Linked DNA regions of Homo sapiens: region 1 is linked to region 2. Evidence: read pairs that join two places in POLR2A ChIA-PET (ENCODE). Cell type or tissue: HepG2. All regions are shown on one strand. Links, peaks and the distances in the headings refer to the core of each region. The heading gives the core; the rest is flanking DNA. Region 1 overlaps UBE3B (ubiquitin protein ligase E3B). Region 2 overlaps GLTP (glycolipid transfer protein).

Evidence for each region. Peaks named below come from ENCODE experiments on the same cell type or tissue, not always from the same donor. Only the 100,000 strongest peaks of a DNase experiment are listed, where the experiment ranks them.
Region 1: POLR2A ChIA-PET joins it to region 2 with 5 read pairs; 3 of 35 experiments call an interaction of 5 or more read pairs at or near these places.

The regions. Positions count from the first base shown.
Region 1 is chr12:109,479,695-109,486,216 of GRCh38, forward strand. UBE3B (ubiquitin protein ligase E3B) reads left to right here. Exons shown (of 28, transcript NM_130466.4): 2 at 1,943-2,048; 3 at 3,837-4,018; 4 at 4,167-4,287; 5 at 6,318-6,377. The coding sequence starts at 3,858. Among named protein-coding and RNA genes, the nearest start is that of UBE3B, 5.3 kb to the left of the region's middle. In HepG2, for the core only: no CTCF peak of the experiment used is centred there; no DNase peak of the experiment used is centred there.
Region 2 is chr12:109,868,108-109,874,629 of GRCh38, forward strand. The region is part of intron 1 of GLTP (glycolipid transfer protein); the gene reads right to left. Among named protein-coding and RNA genes, the nearest start is that of GLTP, 9.2 kb to the right of the region's middle. In HepG2, for the core only: no CTCF peak of the experiment used is centred there; a DNase peak (open chromatin) is centred at 4,014.

The DNA of each region.
Region 1 (6,522 bases), core at 1,320-6,319, 390 kb before region 2:
AAGTGTAGGCTATTATATGATATGAACAGAAATCAACCAATAACATTGCTGAAGGGATAATAATCTCAAGGAAGGGGATAAGAGTAATTTCTTATTCTGGGAGGGCCCCTGGGAGAAGTGAAAGTTTTAAGATCGTCTTACAGTGCTTAGGTACAGTTTGCATGCAACTTTGTTTTTCTTTTGGGAAGAGGCTCCCTCTTCCCCTTCTAATTCCATGGACCCTCTGCCATTGAGGCACTGTCTGCATGTCATGGAGGGAGCATATCATTGTGCTTGTGGCTTGGGCCCTGCTCTTTTGCAGTCCTGAGGAGCTTGAATCTGTTACTCACTCTAAACAACAGGGCCAGGAGTTCATAGCCCAAGGGACAGGACTGGTGAATCTTAGTGCATTTAAGATAGGAAAAAAGTTAATGGGTGAGAAATGTCAGACTGCCAGCATTATTTCCTACCCAGAGAACCTTAGTAACTGTCCAGGTGGGAGCCTCTGCTGAAGAGTTTTTTTTTTTTTTTAATCCTTGTGTCTATAAAAATAATACACCAGTTAGACTTCCTGACTATACACTCTACAATGTGCACTCAAGTACCTCCATAGGTACCTGATAAGCATCATCACATTTAGTCCTCATTATCAACCTCTAAGCCAATTAATAGATGAAGATGGAAAGACTCAGGGCCCAGTGTGGTGGCTCATACCTGTAATCCTAACATTTTGGGAGGCCAAGGCAGGAGGATCTCTTGAGCCCAGGAGTTTGAGACCACCAACCTGGGCAATATAGCGAGACCCCACCTCTACAAAAAATTTAAAAACTAGCCAGATGTGGTGGTATGTACCTGTGGTCCCAGCTACTTGAGAAGCTGAGGTGGGAGAATCGCTTGAGCCTGGGAGGTAGAAGCTGCAATGAACCATGATTGCACCACTGCACTCCAGCTTGGATGACAGAGCGAGACCCTGCCTTAAAAAAAAAAAAAAGACTTAGACATTCTCCCTATAGTATGTGGCAGAGCTAGGGACTGGCTCCAACTCTGTGTGACTCCCAAAGCCCGTGTGCCCCTCACTGTGCAGTGCTGCTTCACCATGTGCATGCTGTGGAAAATTTAGAAAATACAGACCAATTAAGAAAAATTTCCCGCAATTTCAGTACCTCAAAACAGCCACTGGTAACATGTTGGTATAGTTCATGCTAGTTTTGTATCTGTGTGTGTGTACATTTTTCTTTAGGTAATTGGGGTCTTATTGGTCCACAGGCAGCCCTTTATTCACTTCTAAGGCATAAACGTTTTTCCATTATCATTAAAAATGTCAAACACGCTGAGGCAGGAGAATGGCATGAACCCGGGAGGCGGAGCTTGCAGTGAGCCAATATCGCGCCACTGCACTCCAGCCTGGGCGACAGAGCAAGACTCCGTCTCAAAAAAAAAAAAAAAAATGTCAAACATGGCCGGGCACAGTGGCTCACACCTGTAACCCCAACTGAGATAGGGTATGGTGGCACACACCTGTAATCCCAGCTACTTGGGAGGCTGAAGCAGGAGAATCGCTTGAACCTGGGAGCAGAAGTTATAGTGAGCTGAAATTATGCCGCTGCACTCCAACCTCAGCGACAGAGTGAGACTATCTCAAAAAAAAAAAAAAGGAAAATGTCAAATATAATTTTCAGTAGCTCTTTAACATTCCATGACCTCTAAGTTATTTTGCTTCCCATCACAGCTGTAATTCAACAACAACTTTGGGATTTATTTTCAACATATTCCCTTTAAACTGTGAGGATTGAAGAGATACAGTATAACATTTAGATGAGACATTAAATAAAGAGGACCCAGTGGTGTTTTTAAAAAACCATTGGCATTGTAGTTACTACTTTTACTCAGTGAGGAAGATGTATGATACCACACCTATAAAATTTAACCCTAAGTCTGGATTTTTTTCTTCTGCTTCTGCCAGAAAAAATAACAAGCTTTTCTGAAGTGAGAAGCTGTTCTCAGCCACGAGTCCTGTGCAAGATCACTAATGATTACCTGGCATTTCTGCGACACAGGCAGGTCCTCAGGTGAGATCTCCAGACTTTACTGCTGGGGCAGGAAGCGTAAATGATTCAGAAGATGGCTACCGTTTCTCTCCAAGCCTTTTATAAGTTGGTGCAAAAGTAATTACGACTTAGTGTTTTTTTAAAAAAGTTGAAACCCACAATTACTTTTGTACCAACCTAATACCTTCCCTCCTGTGGTCAAGTGGGCTCTGTTAGTTTGTTTCAAGGATTACTGATGATGTTTGACAGATCACTGTTGAGAAGGGGTCACAGAGGTCCCTTGATATGTTCATGTGGTGGGAGGCTTGCACCAACTTTTTTTTGGTTATAAAAGGGTATTATTTTATTGTCCTTATTAATACTAATAATAGAGCACACTTATTAAATGCCTTTCAATAACACGTAATTAATTTAATACCTCTAGGAGATAATACTATTAAGTCCAATGTTTATTTTAATAATTTTTAAATTTCTTTGTATGGATGTAGGGGGTACAGGTTTCTTATATGCATATATTGTGTAATGGTGGAGTCTGGGCTTTTAGGGCACCCATCACCCGAATGGTGAACATTGTACCAATAAATAATTGTTCAATCCTTACCCCTGTCCCATCTCCCACCTTTTGGAGTCTCCATTATCTTATTCCACTCTGTTTGTCCATGTGGGCCCATTGTTTTGCTCCCACTTCTAAGTGAGGTCATGCAGTATTTGCCTTTCAGTTTCAGAGTTATTTCACTTAGGATAGATGGCCCCTAGTTCTAGCCATCCGACTTTTTACTCTGGATGATATTTTCATGTGGGTGCTACTTCAAGTAAAGTAGCCTGGTAGAGAGATTGTTTTCTGGAAGTCTGGATTTCTGAATAATTCATTTCAGTGTTTTTAACTGGGCTGATTGTGCATTTTGTATAGAATGGCAATGTCATCAAGCATCTAAAGAAATCATCTCAATATGGGAGCCTCCGGGGGTCAGTGCTGTGTGCTTTAGGCTGCTAGCAAAAGCTGTTCCTTTAGGAAAAAACAGTTACTGGTGATTTAGATAAAAACTTAGTATATAATTTAGAGCTGCTCTTCAGAAAAGCACCCGTTAGTGGACAGGACCAGTTCTACAGTAAAGTCTTCACTGGTCCTTGGCAGGATGGTAATTGTAAGGACAATGGAATAAGCTATACATAAAACCAAATATCTTCAATATAATGGACTGTCTTGCATTCTGAAGTGTGTACCTTTTGCTTTGTTAATGTTGAAATGGCCCTTTCTTTTTTGTGTGCTGTCACAAAGTATGCACTGGTAAATATTTGTTTAGTGAATGGATGAATACAATGATGATGACAGCAAATAATCATGTTGGATTTTTCTCTCGAGTCCTTACTTGGCAAAATAAAAGCTGACCTCTCAGTTTTGGTTTCCCAAATACTGTGGACTACTCCAGAAAATTCAAATATCTGGGAATCTTTGACCTATAGGATACCTGGTTTGAATTAGAGCTTTATGGGTGGGACTGATTCATTCTTTGTTCATTCGTAAAGCTGGGCCTGCCCTTATCCTATGCCAGGTGCTGTGCTCTTTCCCTTAAGAAGATGTGATTATTTAATATAGGATGTAGCATCCCTGGTCTTGGTGAGTTGCATGAAAGAGCCTATAGGAGGTAGGGACTTGTGCCGGAGAGCTGTTAGCGCTTTGGAGGGTGTTGACAGGTCCTGAGTATCTCTGCTGCCCAGGTCCCTGCCCACCCTCTGCTCTTGAGCCCCTTTCTGTGTGTGTTTTTCACACAACAATCTACAACACCCACTTGCCCATTTTCCTTGCAGGGTTTGTGCAAGTTTGCAAACATGTTCACCCTGTCTCAGACCTCGAGAGCATGGTTCATCGATAGAGCCCGTCAGGCACGAGAAGAAAGGCTTGTGCAGAAGGAACGGGAGCGGGCAGCTGTTGTGATCCAGGCCCATGTCCGGAGTTTTCTCTGTCGGAGTCGACTGCAGAGAGATATCAGGTAAGGGCTAGGATCTCCCTAGCACATGATTCTCTGGCTCCCAATTAATAGCAGATAAATGAGTTTTTTCTCATAAAGTGCTTGAAAAGCCTTCCAGGTGCTACAAGCTGTTAATTTAAAATGTCTTTTTTTGCACTTTCTTTTCTAGGAGAGAGATTGATGACTTTTTTAAAGCAGATGACCCTGAGTCCACTAAAAGAAGTGCACTTTGTATTTTCAAGATTGCCAGGAAACTGCTGTTCCTATTCAGAATCAAAGAGGATAATGAGGTAAAACGATAATAGCAAACATGTATAATACTTCCATATGTCAGATCTTTTATAATTATTGATATTAACTCAGTTCTTATAGCAGCTTTATGAGGTAATTACTGTCACCCTCACATCCTGTCCCTTTTGTTTTCTTGGGACCTGTTTTGGAGGGATTATGCCCAGTGCTTTTAGGAATCTTTTCACATTGACCATTATAAGCACAAGTTGAACTCAGATGCATGCAAGAGTCAGGAAGTTTAGGTAAATGAGTAAAAAAAACATATATGAGATAAAACATAATACAAAATACAAATCATATTAAACGGTAACTGACAGGCAGCAGTGGTAAGGACATCAAAAGGAGTAGCAGGGTCTGTGGCCTGCCCCATCCACGGGGAGCAGCTACTACACACCTCGGTGGTGGACTCATACTCTGATTTTTTTTTGAGATGAAGTCTCTCTCTGTCGCCAGGCTGGTGTGCAGTGGCGCAGTCTTGGCTCACTGCCAGTCTTCACCTCCCGGGTTCAAGCAGTTCTCCGGCCTCAGCCTCCCTAGTATCTGGAACTATAGGCTCGTGCCACCACGCCCAGCTAATTTTTGTATTTTTAGTAGAGATGGGGTTTCACCATGTTGGCCAGGATAGTCTCGATCTCTTAGCCTTGTGATCTGCCCGCCTCAGCCTCCCAGAGTGCTGGGATTACAGGCGTGAGCCACTGTACCCAGCCTCTGATTTTTTTTTTTTTTTTTTAAAGAGATGCCAAAGATCTGAGTTTTTATGCTCAATGTTCGTTCATTCATTCTTTCATATTCTGAGACAGGGTCTCACTGTCGCCCAGGCTGGAGTGCAGTAGCACTATCACAGCTCACTATAGTCTTGACCTCCCAAGTCTCAAACGATTCTTCTGCCTCAGCCTCCTCAGTAGCTGGGACTGCAGGTGTGTGCCACCATGCACAGCAAGTTTTTGTATTTTTTGTAGAGATAGGGTTTTACCTTATTGCCCAGGCTTGTCTCAAACTCCTGGGCTCAAGTGATCCACCTGCCTCAGCATCCCAAAGTGCTGGGATTACAGGCGTGAGCTACCATCAATGTTCTAATTTGTAAATCTTGGCAATTAATTTGAAATTTTTTAAATATCCTGCAAATCATACAAAAGGTGCCAGTTTGCACCTTAGGGATTAGAATGATCAGCCTGAAAAGTGTAATCCCAGAAAAGCAGCTAGTTATCTGTAATAGTACTAACAATGCCACTGAGGCATGTCTCCAAGTTACCAGCTGTTAGGCTGTTAGGCATTCCTATTGCTAAGCTTCACATTGTGCCAACCCTCTCTAGGCACTGGGCCCTTGGGAGGAAACAGGACGGGCAAGATCTCTACGCTCATGGAGCTCATAGCCCAGCAAGAGAGGGAGGACTATGCAGGCAGTGAACACATGATTACGTAGATGAGGACAGATAAGCTGGAGGAGGTGAACCTCATCTTACAGAGAAGGAAACTGCAGCTCAGGGTGGTAGGGCAGCTTGCCCAATATCACATGGTTTAAGGGCGGATCCAGGATTGGTATAGCCAAAATGGAACCTGTTTTCTAGTTTCCACTTTTCTTCCTTTTGCATTACAGGATAAAAGTGATGATACAGCAGCCTTTGGCTACTGGCTGTGAGGCAAAAGTCAGTATCCATGGTGCTTAAGAAAAGGTAAACTGGAGAGCACAGTTGAGGAGACAGCAGCAGGCCTGCAGGAATCCAAATCCAGTTTGCCAGATTGATACTGTTTTTTGAAAGAAGCCTCAATTTGGGTTTTTATGTGAAGTATACCAGTTTCTAAAACATTTCTATAGGGTTCCTCCAGCTCTTGGGCCACCAGTTGGAGAACCCTTTAGTCTTTATGATCTTCAGTGTCCTCATCTGTAGGAAGGAACTGCATGTGATTATGTGTGAATCACCTGGCATAATACCTGCACGTGCCAGGTACCCGCTGAAGGCTTGTTTTCTTTGTTTTCACTTTTTGATGGATTGTGGGAATGTATAACCCCCAGTGTGTCTCTTTGCAGAGATTTGAGAAGTTGTGTCGCAGCATCCTGAGCAGCATGGATGCTGAGAATGAGCCTAAGGTAAGTGGACGGGAGCCGCAGTGTCTCCCACAAGCTCTTAAGGGCCAACCTACTGGGCTCTGAAAGTTCCTGTTGAATATTAGGACCAATTCACACACAAATGCAAATAAGTAGTGGATGGAAAACATTACCAAAGTACAAATGA
Region 2 (6,522 bases), core at 1,006-6,005:
GATCCTCCAGCCTCAGTCTCTGGAGTAGCTGAGACTACAGACACATGTCACTACGACCAGCTAATTTTTTGTTTTTAATTTTTTGTAGAGATGGGGACTCACTTTGTTGCCCAGGCTGGTCTTGAACTCCTAGCCACAAGTGATCCTCCCGCCTTGGCCTCCCAAAGCACTGGAATTACAGGCAGGAGCCACTGTACCCGACCTCATTTCCTCTTTTTCTGGCCTCAAGAGAGTTGGACAGTACTGGTCGTTATGCTCTTAGCAAGACCACAGCATATACCTGGAAGTTGCCATCCAAGCTGCCCCTCCATGCCTGCCTCTTCAAACAGCCATCTCTTACAACATGGGATGTTCCTGACATTGAGTAACAAGGTGACCAAATTGCCCTGCCCTGGCCTACCCTCTCGTTTCATCTCAAGAACAATGTTCAGGGAAAAAAAAGGACTCTTAAAGATGCACAGCTTGCTTCACTTTCAGCCTGTGTGATTCAGGACAGAACACACCTAACCCAATTCATAAACAGTCATTTCCAGAAAGGAAGAACAGGATGCCCGTGTCGTGATGCTACAAGCCTGGTGTGGGGAGGTTCTATTGCAAATTCAATGGTTTTTTTCATAGCTGGATAATAAAGTTCAGTTGTTAAACACATGAGGCAGATTAACTTTATAGGTCTTGGGTTACAAGGATCATAATGGAAGACACTCAAATTACAGCTGATGGAGATGAATCATTTATTAATCTGGGGGTGCGGGTTGTCATGGCTCTGCTTACTATAAGGCCTATTTTTAAGGATACGAGCCTTGAGATTACCTACATTTCTAAAACAGGTTCCTGCTCTGAGTCTACTACCTAAAGAGGAAAGAATGTTTACAAAACAATTCAAAATACTTCTTTAAAAACTTCACCCCCGGGCCAGGCACAGTGGCTTACTCCTGTAATCCCAGCACTTTGGGAGGCCAAGGCGGGTGGATCACTTGAGGCCAGGAGTTCAAAATTAGCCTGGCCAACATAGTGTGAACCCGTTTCTACTAAAAATACAAAAATGAGTCGGGCATGGTGGTGCACGTCTGTAATCCAAGTTTCTCAGGAGGCTGAGGCAGGAGAATCACTTGAACCCAGGATGGGGAGGTTGCAGTGAGCCAAGATTGATTGCGCCACTGCAATCCAGCCTGGGCGACAGAGTAAGGCTCTACCTCAAAAAAAAAAAAAAAAAGAAAGAAAGAAAGAAAGAAAGAGAAAGAAAAAAAGAAAAACTTCACCCTCATGACATGCCAACTATTTGTCCTATAATTGCTCCCGGTTCAGGAAAAAACAGTCTTGAACTAAGAATGATGCAGTTGGGAAAATTCTTTTTTTTTTTTTTTTTTGAGACGGAGTCTCACTCTGTCGCCAGGCTGGAGTGCAGTGGCCTGATCTCGGCTCACTGCAATCTCCAACTTCCAGGTTCAAGCGATTCCCCAGCCTCAGCCTCCCGAGTATCTGAGACTATAGGCAAGCACCACCACACCCAGCTAATTTTTTTTTTTTTGTTTTTTTGTATTTTAGTAGAGACAGGGTTTCACCATGTTGGCCAGGATGGTCTTGATCTCCTGACCTTGTGATCCGCCTGCCTCGGCCTCCCAAAGTGCTGGGATTACAGGTGTGAGCCACCACACTCAACTGGGAAAACTATTATCATTATTTTGAGACTCTCACTCTGTTGCCCAGGCTGGAGTGCAGTGGCGCGATCTCGGCTCACTGCAACCTCCACCTCCCAGGTTCGCACCATTCTCCTGCCTCAGCCTCCTGAGTAGCTTGTGCCACCATGCCTGGCTAATTTTTGTATTTTTAAAAGAGACAAGGTTTCACCATATCTCGAACTTCTGACCTCAAGAGATCTGCCTGCCTGGGCCTCCCAAAGTGCTGGGGTTACAGGCATGAGCCACCGCACTCGGCAAGTTTCCTCATTTTTAAAATGAGGCTCATAATGGACCCTTCTTCAAAGGGTTGCTGTGAGGCTTAAATAAAGTTGTATAAATAAAGGCCTAAGCACAGTTTCTGGTACCTAGTAAGTGCTCAGTGAAAAAGAAGGTATTAGGCTGGGCACCATGGCTCAGGCCTGTAATCCCAGCACTTTGGGAGGCTGTAGCGGACAAATCACCTGAGGTCAGGAGTTCAAGACCAGCCTGGCCAACATGGTGAAACCCCATCTCTACTAAAAATACAAAAATTAACTGGGTGTGGTGGTGTGTGCCTATAATTCCAGCTACTTGGGAGGCTGAGGTAAGATAATTGCTTGAACCTAGGGGGAGGGTGGAGGTTGCAGTGAGCCGAGATCATGCCACTGCACTCCAGCCTTGGTGACAGAGCAAGACTCTGTCTCAAAAATAAAATAAAATAAAATAAAATAAAATAAAAAGAAGGTATTATCATTTATGCTTATTATTATAAATTATATCATCATCACCTTTCCCAACAGACAAAGCTTTTCTTTAGAGAGGAAATCCAGAAAACAATTATTCCAATGATTAAGAAATCAAAGCAGAAGGAGAGGAAGGAAGGGAGGAGGGAGAAAAAGAATTATTGACTCATTGATTGATTGTTAGGGGTAAAATTAGCAGAAATCTCCCCATCATAAAATAATGACTTCAAATGTATTCCAGACCATTAAGACAGAGATCTCAGAAGGGAGTGAAGTAAGGAACTTGGAGGAACAGCAAGGCAGAAAATGAATCATTTCTGAACACAGGGGAAGTGTGAGTCGACTGCCTAACTGCCAGGGTGGAAAGCAGAGGCTTCTAGAAGACCCTGGAGAGGGCTGATCCACTGCAATGACTTTGAAAAGCTCAGATACAGTTAACACTCTAGCAAGAACCACAAAAAAGGCCTCCATATAAGTACCACTGTAAGTACGTAATAAAAGGAGTTAACATTCACTCTGGCAGGTTTTTACTGAAACAATGAAACCTAAGACTAGGACCCAACATTTCCATTCTTTTTTTTTTTTTTTTTTTTTTCTGAGACGGACTCTCGCTCTGTCCCAGGCTGGAGTAGTGGCGTGATCTCGACTCACTGTAACCTCCGCCTCCTGGGTCAAGCGATTCTCCTGCCTCAGCCTTCAGAGTAGCTGGGATTACAGGATTGCGCCACCACACCTGGCCAATTTTTTTTTGTATTTTTAGTAGAGACAGGGTTTTACCATGTTGGCCAGGCTGGTCTCAAACTCCTGACCTCGTGATCTACCCGCTTCGGCCCCCCAAAGTGTTGGGATTACAGGCATGAGCCACTGCGCCCGGCCCCAATATTTCCATTCTAAGAAGCTCATTGAAATAATCACATTGTCATGCCAGCCGGGAACTTCCTATCATTTCCCCTCCTCCCCTACAAGGGACATTTCTGCCCTAGAGACGACTTCCAACGTCTTCCTGTTTCCTGATGTGGTGTTGGTCTCCCCTGTTACAGGGCTAGACCTGCTGTAAAGTCCTGTGGACCACTTCCTACCTTCATGACCTGATCAAATCGCTTCACCTCCCTGCACATTGGTTTCCTCTTCTGGAAAATGGTGCCAAATTCCTCCTAAGTTCATCATGAGGATTAGAAATGAGTTACTGCCTAATTCAATGGCATATCCTGGGAGCCACTCAAAATAGAGATGATGCTAGTTATGATCACGGTCATACGTTATATTTTATAAAGCCCTTTGTCATGAATTCCTCCCATTCCTTTTCACGTGGATATAGGCTGGGCGCCCATGCTGCAGAAGCCCATTGGTGGGTCCTGGGAGGGCCTGACTTCTGCCCCAAGGGATTCACAGTGGAGGGCTGTCCCTCCAAGCATCCCTGTGCAGCAGAGGAGGGGCAAGATGAGTTAGCAAGCAACTGTAGTCTCTCCCCTCCTACTCAATCCTCGTCCTTCTGGCAGCAGAGAGGCCAAACCTCAGGCTCTGACCTCAAGGGCCAGATTTTTCTGAACACAAAGATCTAATCACCACCATCCCAGGACCGGGTGGGCGGGTGCCACTGGTCTGTATGTACTCTGGCCTTTGGACATTATAAAGGAGGCTGCTGGAGCAATTGTCAGACTTAAGCAGCCATGCAGCTGGCTCTGTGCCCTGGCAGTCATTCACCAAGTCAGGCATTGATTTTGGTGCTCCTGCCTGGACTCACCACATCTTTCCAAAGGTAGGATGGATGGCCCTAGACCTTTAGGAAGTGGGCCTTTTGCCACACAGCTGTTGGGAAACGGAGCTGCCAAAAAGAAGCCACCTCGGGGCCTCTCAAGCTCAGGCTGGCTCAGATGGATGCCAGTCTCCGTGTTTCCTTCCACTCATCTGTCCACGGTGTTCAGGGCATGGATGTCAGAGGAAGAGAATCAGACTCAAAGTGACTTCTCCCCTCTGAGCCTCAAAAACAGCCGACTCATGGGCTGTTACACACATGGACAGAAAAACACAATAGGGCCCTCCATAGCCCTCCTTCCAGATTGTTCTCTGGCCAGGTGGGATCAAGAGTGGGACCCACCAGCACGGCACCAGCACACAGCAGGTGTTCCTGAAGGCTAAAAAAGCCTCACTTACTACTTGCAAATGCATCTCCGAAGTCTGCCAGCAGTTTCAAAATTGTACAGCCATTGCAGAAAGTGTCTCTCTGGCTTCTTCCTCCAACAAGACATTATTTGTTTCATCTTCTCAGGGTCCCTCCCAGGCACACAATCTAAATCACATTCCACTAGAATCCAGCTCTCAACAGTCAATCAAAATGATAACTCACCTGCTATATTAGGAGGGTTAATACAGTTTCTTGTCTTTCTTGGGATATTCTTCACCAACCTTGTCCAACCCGCAGACCGCAGGCTGCATGTGGCCCAGGACCGCTTTGAATGTGGCCCAATACAAATTCATAAACTTTCTTAAAACATTATGAGATTTGAGTTTTGTTTTGTTTTGTTTTGGTTTTTAGCTCCTCAGCTATCATTAGCGTTAGTGTATTTCATGTGTGGCCCAAGACAATTCTTCCAGTGTGGCCCTGGGAATCCAAAAAATTGTACACCCCTGTTCTATACAAAACCAAAAATAAACAGGTATTAGCATTAACTTTAAATTTAAAAAAAAAAAAGCAGAAAATATTGTAAGGCTGTGGTAGGTGGTCCCAAATCTCAGAGGATGCTTGTTGCAGTGGGGGAGCTTCTAACTCACAGATCAAGGGGTACAGGTGGGGCTGGTTCCCAGTTAGCCTGATGTCCCAGATGAAGGAAAAGCCAGAGCTGAGGCTGGGCGCGGTAGCTCACGCCTGTAATCCCAGCACTTTGGGAGGCTGACGTGGGTGGATCATGAGGTCAGGAGTTCAAGACCAGCCTAGCCAGCATGGTGAAACCCTGTCTCTAGTGAAAATACAAAAAATTAGCCGGGCATGGTGGTGCACATCTGTAATCCCAGCTACTGGGGAGGCTGAGCCAGGAGAATCACTTGAACCCAGGACGCAGAGGTTGCAGTGAGCCGAGATCGTGCCACTGCACTCCAGCCTGGGCAATAGAGCAAGACTCTGTCTCAAAAAAAAAAAAAAAAAAAAAAAGCAAGAGTTGAGCGCCGTGGCACACGCCTATAATCCCAACTACTTATGAGGCTGAGGCAGGAGGATCACTTGAGCCCAGGAGCTGGAGGCTGCAGTGAGCTGTGATCACCCCACTGCATGCCAGTCTGGGCGATGAAGCAAGACCTTGTCTCTTAAACAAAACACACACACACACACACACACAACCAGCCAACTTGTTTGGGGCTTTTCCCACAAGACGATTTCAACACTCCAGTCATTTTCTAATTTACATTCAAATAAACAGGAGTTATGGACCAGCTTGGCGGGCTGTTTATGAGTTACACACCTCAGAGCAAACCTGCATGTCTGGTCTGTGGCACCCACACCACTTGTCATGTGGACAAGTCACCATGGTGCCAGCAGAACCACTGGAATTCCTCAAGTACCCAACCAGGCTGGCTCCACTGGGGGTCTTCTCCTTTGCCAGAGAGAAAGCCAGGACAGCAGGCATGACAGCAAGAGCACCACATAAGGAGTCCAGAGGACTGAGTTCTAGTCTGGTGCATAAGGTGTCCAGAGGCCCAAGTTCTAGTCTGGCTTTACTGGTCACTCACTGGCTGTGTGACCCTGAGCAAGTCACCTAACCTCTCTGGCCTCGGTTTCTTTGGCTGTAAAACAAGATAAATCTCTGATTCTAGGCTGCCACTGCCACCCTCCCCCAAAATGGAACAAGCACTGAACCAAAAGTGATGGAAAACCACTCTTTCTGGGTTCACTCTAGGACTATTTAATGCGTGCCGGATACCTAGAAGGCCACATTCCACAGACATCCATTTAATTAAGGTAAGAGGCATGAAGAAAAATCAACCCCAGAATTTGGATCTCAAGAACCGAGAGGTAATGAAGAATCATTACCTTCAGCTCTTCCATCTCTAGACTCTCCCTAAACAGTGAGAGCAAATAGGTATCATCTCATGCAGCACTCTAACTGACCTGGAGTGGCTGTGTTAAT